3 separate regions of the Mus musculus genome follow, and regions 1 and 3 are each linked to region 2. The links are chromatin contacts, found by Hi-C or POLR2A ChIA-PET in ENCODE. All regions are on one chromosome and are shown on one strand. The core of a region is the stretch at or near the end of the contact, and the rest is flanking DNA. Distances in the headings are between cores, read along the strand shown. Region 1 holds the start of Rasl10a (RAS-like, family 10, member A). Region 2 holds the start of Rhbdd3 (rhomboid domain containing 3). Region 3 holds the start of Emid1 (EMI domain containing 1).

The links. A loop is a pair of places that touch in the nucleus more often than their neighbours do. ChIA-PET counts read pairs that join two places held with the same protein, here RNA polymerase II (POLR2A).
Region 1: a map of T-helper 2 cell shows a loop between it and region 2 (2.4-fold over the local background). The contact joins the promoter of Rasl10a here to the promoter of Rhbdd3 in region 2. A Hi-C loop is called at or near these places in 6 of 37 maps with a recorded cell type or tissue (CH12.LX, T-helper 2 cell, gastrocnemius and 1 more). POLR2A ChIA-PET finds 5 or more read pairs at or near these places in 5 of 5 experiments (Patski and embryonic stem cell).
Region 3: POLR2A ChIA-PET joins it to region 2 with 18 read pairs in embryonic stem cell. The contact joins the promoter of Emid1 here to the promoter of Rhbdd3 in region 2. A Hi-C loop is called at or near these places in 10 of 37 maps with a recorded cell type or tissue (T-helper 17 cell, T-helper 2 cell, gastrocnemius and 4 more). POLR2A ChIA-PET finds 5 or more read pairs at or near these places in 4 of 5 experiments (Patski and embryonic stem cell).

What each region holds. Positions count from the first base shown.
Region 1 is chr11:5,056,793-5,059,492 of GRCm38, reverse strand. Rasl10a (RAS-like, family 10, member A) reads right to left here and starts at 1,365. Exons shown (of 3, transcript NM_145216.4): 1 at 969-1,365; 2 at 1-60. The coding sequence starts at 1,187. It also overlaps a transcript of Gas2l1 not described here.
Region 2 is chr11:5,097,852-5,100,551 of GRCm38, reverse strand. It overlaps Rhbdd3 (rhomboid domain containing 3), which reads right to left and starts at 1,279. Exons shown (of 9, transcript NM_177370.4): 1 at 986-1,279; 2 at 654-804; 3 at 1-155. It overlaps Ewsr1 (Ewing sarcoma breakpoint region 1), which reads left to right and starts at 1,456. Exons shown (of 17, transcript NM_007968.4): 1 at 1,456-1,543. The coding sequence starts at 1,531.
Region 3 is chr11:5,150,826-5,153,525 of GRCm38, reverse strand. Emid1 (EMI domain containing 1) reads left to right here and starts at 1,296. Exons shown (of 15, transcript NM_080595.3): 1 at 1,296-1,404. The coding sequence starts at 1,304.

The DNA of each region.
Region 1 (2,700 bases), core at 116-2,615, 41 kb after region 2:
GTAGACCAGCACAAAGGCGTCTGTGTCCTGCAAGCTCCAGTCTTTAGGGTCCGGCCACTCCTAGAGGGTAGAGGCTGGGGTTTACTCCAATTCAACCTCACTCCCCGTCACCTCCCAGCAATACTCCGGATGGGACGCGCCCTCCCACAGGCCAGACTTCCCAGCCGTGCTTGGATCTTGTCAGTCCTTAGCCCTCCTACTTCCTGGGCCACCCGTCAACCTACTATGCTCCTACTGCCTCAGAGCCTGGGATCTGCCGTCCACCGGCTGACAGATGGTAACTGACTGTCCTGGTGCAGCTGTACAGGTGAAGCCTCTGGCTTGTCTCTTGCTGCTCTTTCCCCCTTGCAATATTCTTACAGCTTCTTTCACCAAAACTTCATTTAGCCTCCCAGGTGCTGCTCAAATGCCAGCTTTGAAATGAATGCAGCGCCAAAGACTGGGAGTCTGAGGGTGCGGTGGCCCCCTCTAGAAAGGGTACTCCTGTGTCTGGTCCAGTCTGTCACAGCGGCGCGGCTCAGCTCAAGCTGTGCCACACACTGACCCAGACACCAGCCTAGGCAGGCAAAGAAGACAAGAAACAGCCACAGAGCCGGGCGTGGTGGCGCACGCCTTTAATCCCAGCACTTGAGAGGCAGAGGCAGGTGGATTTCTGAGTTCAAGGCCAGCCTGGTCTACAGAGAGAATTCCAGGACAGCCAGCACTGCACAGAGAAACCCTGTCTCGAAAAAAACAAAAACAAAAACAAAAGAGAGAGAGAGAGAGAGAGAGAGAGAGAGAGAGAGAGAGAGAGAGAGAGAGAGAGAGAGAGAGGAAACAGCCACAGGGCACCTACAGGTTAGCGCAGGAAGCTCGTATGCAAACTACCTAGACACACACACTTCAATCCCAGAACGGGCTCGGGCGCCCTGGATCAGTACACATGGGCACCAAGTGTACACACACCCCTGGCCCCCTCGAACCGCTACCTCAAGACTTCTGGGGCTTGAGCCGGGTCCAGCGACGTCACCATCGCGGATACTCAGGTCGTAGACCGCGCCGTCGAGCAGCACCGCGGGTCGGTAGAGGCAGGGACTGTCCGTGGGTCGGTGGCGCTCAGGATAGTCACCAAACAAGAATTGGCGGATGATGGCGGTCTTACCCACTCCCGGAGCACCCAGAACAGCCACCCGCAGGCTGCCGCCCATGGCTGGCCCGCGCTCCCGCGCCTGGCACCGGGGAGCTTCATGAGCCCGTTCTGCGCCTTGCTTGCCCGGCCCGGGATACCCGCATCGCGTCGCCTACAGCACCTCAGCCACAAGAGGCCAGGCCTGAGGATCGAGCGGGCGGACGCACCCGCAGCTCCGCAGGAAGAGTGCACCCGGTGCGGTGCAGACCCGCCCCCACCTTCAGCTCCGTCCCCTTCTCGCTCCGGCGCCGGGAGCCGCCGCCCCAGTCGGCCGCGCGGGCGAGCAAGCGAGCGGGGCCTCCCGGAGGCGGCGATGAGGTAACTGTCCGCCCCGCCCCTCCCGGGGAGGGTCGCGGCCCAGTGACTGCCAGGCGGGTCGCCTTGTTAAAGCCTGGTTCCCCAGGTGGCAGTCAGCTTCCCTCAACCGTTTCAAAACCGAAGCCGCTGGGCGCCACCTCCCTGTTCCTCCAACACCGCTGGCTGCAACCTGGCTGTTGACCAAGCCCAGGCTCTTAGAATCAGGCCACTTGGGGTCAGACCCAGTCCTGGTTGAATGACCTTGGGCCAATCGTCGCATTGGACTTTTTGTCTGCATCCCGGTTGTCCACCAAAGGCCGATGGCTTCAAAGCTTCCTCCTGTTTTGTGAGACCCTGGGCACCAACTCCTTTTCTGGGCTCTCCCCTGCATCATCTTCGAACCGCAGCCTCAACCTGGGTACTCGTGGTTTAAGGAGGAGGGAACTGAGACCCTGGAGAGGTATCTCAAAGTGAGAAGGACACTGGGACTCCGTCCCGGGCCTGCGGGCCACTTTTCATTACACCTACAAGGACAAACGACTAGAAGAACACTGTTTCAAAGGACCAGCCCAGAGGGGGTGGGGAGTGGAGACAGAAGGGTTTGAGCCCAGCACAGAAGTCTGCTCAGCAACTCAGCCCCCAGTCACTGCCCCAACAGGTTGGAGGCGAAGAAACAGATCCACGGGTCTGTCCCAGAGTCTGTCCCAGGGGTGCACCATGCCCTCTTCCCTGGACAAGTTCGGAAGCTCCTCTGAGGGTTCGGAAAGTCTGGGTTTGCCCAACCTCCGTCCGGCCCTCCAGTCTCCACACACTGGAGGAGTTCCCAGGCCTCTGCCCTCCACCCAGGTACTGTGAAATGCAGGCACCCGGCATTGAACAAGACTCACTCATTCAACGAATGCTTCAAGTCTAACAGGTGGCCAGAATGCTGAAATGGAGCCAAAAGGAAAAAGAACTGTCTCCTCTCCCTTAGGAGAGAAGGCTCTAGAAATACTTAGATCCAGGCCTCTAAAGGCATTGATAATATGTCTACCTGGCCAGGAATTAAGTGGAAGGAAGGGCAGGAGAAACTAGCCCGTCAAGGGGGAAGGAGGCACACCCTCCCGCGGGGAACAGGTGACAGCAGCTGGAAGGTATTCCTTAACACTAATGTCTAGTCCTCTTCCCCAGGTAGACTTAGGGCCTGGTCTGATTTCACCACCCCCACCCCCACCTCTCTTCCCCCTTTCAGCCAC
Region 2 (2,700 bases), core at 30-2,529:
GCACCTTCTTACAACCATTCCATCCCTGGGCACTAGGGGACAGGTCCATGGACATAGGGAACTGGGCCTCGAGTCCTCTGGACCAGTCTCTTCTCTTTCTTGGCGATAGGAATGGAAACTAGGGCCTCATACATCATAGGCAAGCCGTAACACTCCTGCAACCATATCTTCAATTAATAAAACGTAACTTGTAAGAATCCAATAATGAATCCAGCTGCTCCTCCTAGAACACAATACACGCCTTTCTCCCCTTCAGATTCCGACCGGCCTCTAGTGAGACACTATGAGTGGCGAACTAACAGACTCGGACGCCTGGATCTCTCACCTGAAGGTGATTTTACATAAAATGGGGAACTGGGGGGCTACACATCGGGCTCCCAGCTCCCTTCCCTGCCTGCCCCGGGCCAGAAGCTCCGGCATTGAAGCCACGCCCATCCTCAGAAGGGTGCGACACGCCTACTTCTCCCACATGGACCCTGGTTTCTTCCGAGTCCTCGCCCGCCATGCTAATGTTTGTCTGTGTCTGTCCACTGTGTCAGTAACTCTCAGAAAAGCAAAACCAAAAACCCCACCAATCGCCAACAATCCGCCTCAGTGTCTTTCTGGAGCCCTTGTCAGAGACCTCAGAGCTATGCATATCACACCCTGCCTACCTTGCAGGGAAGCCAGGAGGACAGAGTGGGAAGGCAAGGACAGTGTGGCGAAGCTTCCGGGCGGTGTACAGAGAGGGGAGGCCCGGGGTCTGGGTCGCATTCAGCTTTGTAACTTTAAGGAAAGAACTCAATTTCGTGGGTTCTGGGTTTTCTGTTGAAACAAGGGGATGGGTTGAAGGACGATCACAGGGCTTCTCAACCCCGACCGTTACTGGGGTCGGGCGCGGCATTCCCGGCCTCCCTCCCAAGCCGACGGCCCTCGGTCCCCTCCCCCGCCCGCTCAGGCCACGCGTCCAGGGGCCTGGGGAGCATGTCCTCCCACCCCCACCCACCCTAGAAAACCGAGCAGGGGGGCCCGCCCGGTAAGTCCGGCCGCCGGTTCCAGGCCGAGCCCTCGGTGCCCGAAACCCGCTGCACGCACACAGAGGCGCGTGATCCCGCCCGCCGATTAGTCAGCAGTTGTTTCAGGCCGGCCGGGATCCCTTCCCCCAGCCCTCCCGCCAGCCTCCGTCTCCCTCCAGGGCAGACTCTTCAGAGACGGTCCCTAGAGCCAGCGGGCGTAACCATTCCGAGCCACCGCGCCTCGCGCCAAGGAGCTCTCGGGTTCGTGGGTAACCCTCGCTCACTGGCGCGCTGGCCCCCGAGGCGCCTTTTTTTTTTAGACCACTCGTCACGTCCGGCTCTTTGGGAGAGGATCGGGTCAACGGTTTCGGGAGCGAAGAGCCGAAGAGCTCCGGTTCGCTCCTCTTCGGCCACCCCCGAGGCCTGGCCCGATGGTAGCGTCCGAGGTTGCGGGTTTCGCGCCTGCGCAGTGCGGCGCCTAGGGGGAACGCGAGAAGGAGACGGACGTTGAGAGAACGAGGAGGAAGGCGAGAAAATGGCGTCCACGGGTAAGCGGAGTGGGATCGCGGTCCCGCCGGCGACAGCTGGGACACCCAGACTGGGAGGCGCTCGTCTCTGGGGGTGGCAGGGATGACTGAGTGAAGTCGCCGAAAGGGGTTGGAGTTCCCGCCGCGGCCCGACGAGCTCGGGGGTGGGGGTGGGGGATCCGCGTTCCCTTCCCCTCCCCCACTAGGCGGGCTGGTTCTGGAACCTTTTGGCGGCCGCGTTGCGCGCGAGGGCCTCGCGGTAGCTGAGGCGTGCAGAGCCCGTCCAGGCCTCCTTTGTGTGGTGGTTGTCGGGGCCGGGTGCTCCGGGTCTCTCGCCACGTGGGCCGGGCCTAGGGCCTCCGAGGGCCCGAAGGGGACCGCGGCTGGGCCTGGAGCCCATCACCCCGAAGGCGCGTGAAGCGAGGTGTCTGATGGCGGCTCGAGAAGCCGTGGCCGGTTTCCCGTGGAACGTCTCCTCCCATCGCTAGCCCCAGGGCAAGTGTTTACTGTGTAGGGACTCAGAAAAACAAACAAAAAGCCGTCGCGAATGTGTAAGCTGAGGGGCGCCGGCTTAAGAGGGGAGCCCCATTATCCCCCAGGCCTGGCCCGGCCCGACCAAGCTGCCCCCTCGGAGGACCTAGTTGGTTCCCCTAAATCTTCGTGCTCCCCACTCAAGAGGCTTCGATTTAATCATGAGTTAACTCCACCTCCTTCCCTACCCAAAAAGCAGTGGCTTCCCAGTGTCCTTTTCTCAGCAACCGGCGCGGGGGATCGGTTGTATAACAAGGTCCGTCTGGATCCGGAGAGGAGACTCTTTTCCAGAAAGAGATTTCTAGCAGCTTTGATCCAGGAGAGGCAGAAAAGCCTCGGCACGCCACGTTTCTGTAGGCCTGCTCGTTAAGCTAGCCGGCTGATTTATTTCTTGGCCCTATTGAGGCCAGGGGAAGAGACCCATAGCGGATTTTGAAAGTCCAGGGCGGGAACTCTAGAATGTGATGGTTATGTTGTGGTCCTTACCGAGAGAATAAGTGTAGCCTAGCCCTCACCTGCAGTTTAGAATACAGTTAACTGGCACAGTGGCGGGTTTTTTGTTTGTTTTTGTTTTTGCTTCTAGCGGAATCTAGGGTCTGGTGATGTGGCCTTGGAGGCAGGAGGAGAAAACAAGTGGGGGTGACAGG
Region 3 (2,700 bases), core at 47-2,546, 53 kb before region 2:
AGCATGCAGGAGGCAGAGGCAGACAGACCTCTGTGAAATGAAAGCTAGCCATATTATATATGTGTGTGTGTGTGTGTGTGTGTGTGTGTGTGTGTGTGTGTGTATTTGTTCCAGACCAAGCCAGGACATATAGAGAGCTCATCTAAAAGAAAGAAAGAAAGAAAGAAAGAAAGAAAGAAAGAAAGAAAGAGAAAGAAAGAAAGAAAATCATACTTCATATACACACATATGTACATATATGTGTGTACATATATGTACATATATGTGTGTACATATATGTACATATATGTGTGTACATATATGTACATATATGTTCATATACACACATGTTCATATACACACACATGCACACGTGTACACAAACATGATATGCATGCATACAGGCATCTCACGTGTACACAGACATACATGCATACACATGCCCACCACACAAACACATACATTGTTCATTCAAATATGGCGTACATAAGCAAATACTGCCCATGCTCACAAACACATCGTGTACACACAGATTCAGCACATACATGTTTACAGCGCCGTGCATGCATACAACATTATCCATGCACACAAATAGTCTATCATGTCAGCACAGGCAAACTCCTCGCACCTGCTATGCCGCGTGGAATGTGCCTGAGTCCCACCCAGGCCCTCTGCTCTCAGCCAGTCCTTACCTTAGGGAATGGGAAATTGAGGCCTATGCCAAAATGCTGTCTACACTTGTGCTTAGACCCCAACACTGAGATGAGGGGATTGTGGGTCTGGGGTTACTCTGCCAGAGTGCTCTGGGCCTTAGTGTCTCCCTGTAAAACAGGTATAAGGGTCACTGCACTTAGGGGACGCGGGAGCACCTGAGCCTCGGGTTTCTCCTCCGTAACATGGGCGACCTAGCCAGCCCAACACGGAGTGATGAAAGCTTTAGTCAGGGCAGGATGTATGGGGTGAGATGCCTGGGACAATGGCACAGCTCGCGCAGGAAGCCTGTGTTAGGTCGATGGGAAGATCCTGTGTGTTTCGGGAACCCAGTTCCGCAAAGATGTCAAAGATGTGCGTCCAGAGGCGATCGCTCTGGAGTGGTGGGTTCAGGTCCTGGCAGCGTTGCGGGGACGAGGGGGCGGGTGCGGCCAGGGCCTCAGTTTCCCAGTCTGCGGCTCAGGTGGGCACCTGGAGGGCGTCCTGGCGGGGGCGCGGACGGCTTCCGGGTTGGCGGGGGGCGGGGGGCGAGGGGCGGGCGAAGCCGAGCGCCCCCGCCCTGCTCCGCCCGGAACCGGCTCTGCGCGCCCGCGGCTGCGGTGGGGACGACAGCATGGGCGGCCCGCGGGCCTGGACGCTGCTCTGCCTCGGGCTCCTGCTCCCGGGAGGCGGCGCCGCGTGGAGCGTCCCGGGCGCCCGGTTCTCGGGTCGCAGGTAAGTCTCCCCTAGCTCTGTGCAATCCCAGCACTGGGGTGAGGGAAGCAGACCCCAGCTCCGTGCAACCCCGAGACTGGGACAGGGACCCGACCCCAGCTCCGTACAATCCCGCGACTGGGGCAGAGACCCGATCGCAGCTCTGTGCAACTTCAGGGTCTGGGACAGAGACCCGACCCCAGCTCCATGCAACCCTAGGACTGGGACAGAGACCCGACCCCAGCTCCTTGCAATCCCGGGACATCGGAGGCAGTCCGAGACTGTTGCAGGGGCTCCATCGCTCATCTCTATACCATAAGCAGTGGGAGCAGGGGTTTGGCACGCTGTGCTCAGGATAGCCGGCTCACCTACTTCTGTGTGAAAGAACAGACGGCCTCCCCTACTGAGATCCCGGAGGCCCCAGAAGGTGGACCCATGGCAATGCAACAGAGCTTCCCAGGACTTCTGTGGGTCTCGCCCAAGCCCCCCTTCCCTTCATGTACATGTAAAATGCCAGGATCACCCCTTAGCCAGCCCTTCAGGAATCCCCTCTCTTTTCCCCTGCTACTGTCTTTTTCTTCTTTCTTTCTTTCTTTTTTTTTTTCTTTTTTCTTTTTTTATGTCCCAGCTATTTATTTCACTCGGAGGAAGGACTGGGGTGGAGACTGCACAGTGGGTCAGTGTCAGAGGCCCCCTGGGACCTGGCATTTGGTTGGACCTCCCAAAAGCCTATGACTCTCTGCCGGCCTTTGTGGAGTGTTTCCCAGGATCGGGTCCTGTGGGGCTTTTTCTAGACAGTGCCTTCAAGACTGGAGGATGTAGGGAAACTTGTCCCCACTCAATAGAGGGGCAAACTGAGACTAATGTGCTCGTGGTGGGTATTCATGGAAGAGCTGGGATTCAGCTCTCCCTTTCTGGACTCGATGGCAGAGTTTGAACCTGCCCTGGCCCCTGCTCTGCCTGTAGCCCCTGCCCCTGTCTCCAGGACAGACAATGTGGACTAACCAGGCCTCTTAGGCCTTTCAGCCCATTCAAAGGCCCGTGAGGGCCCCACCCCCCTGTGGCCTCACTTCTTTCTTTTTAGAAGTTTCCCTTTCTTGTGGTCAGAGGCCAGCAACCCCCCCTGGGAGCTAGCAAAAGCAGGTGACCGGGTAGAGCAGGCTCAGGGGTAGAAGTGGCTGAGGCAGCAGAGGTCAGGCAGTTAGCTGTCTGAGATGGGAACAGCCGAGTGGCAGATGTGGCAGATGCCACAGCACCCCTACAGTGTGCCAACCACAGCTGGTGTGGGCTGGCACTTTTCCTGCATCCATTGCTTCT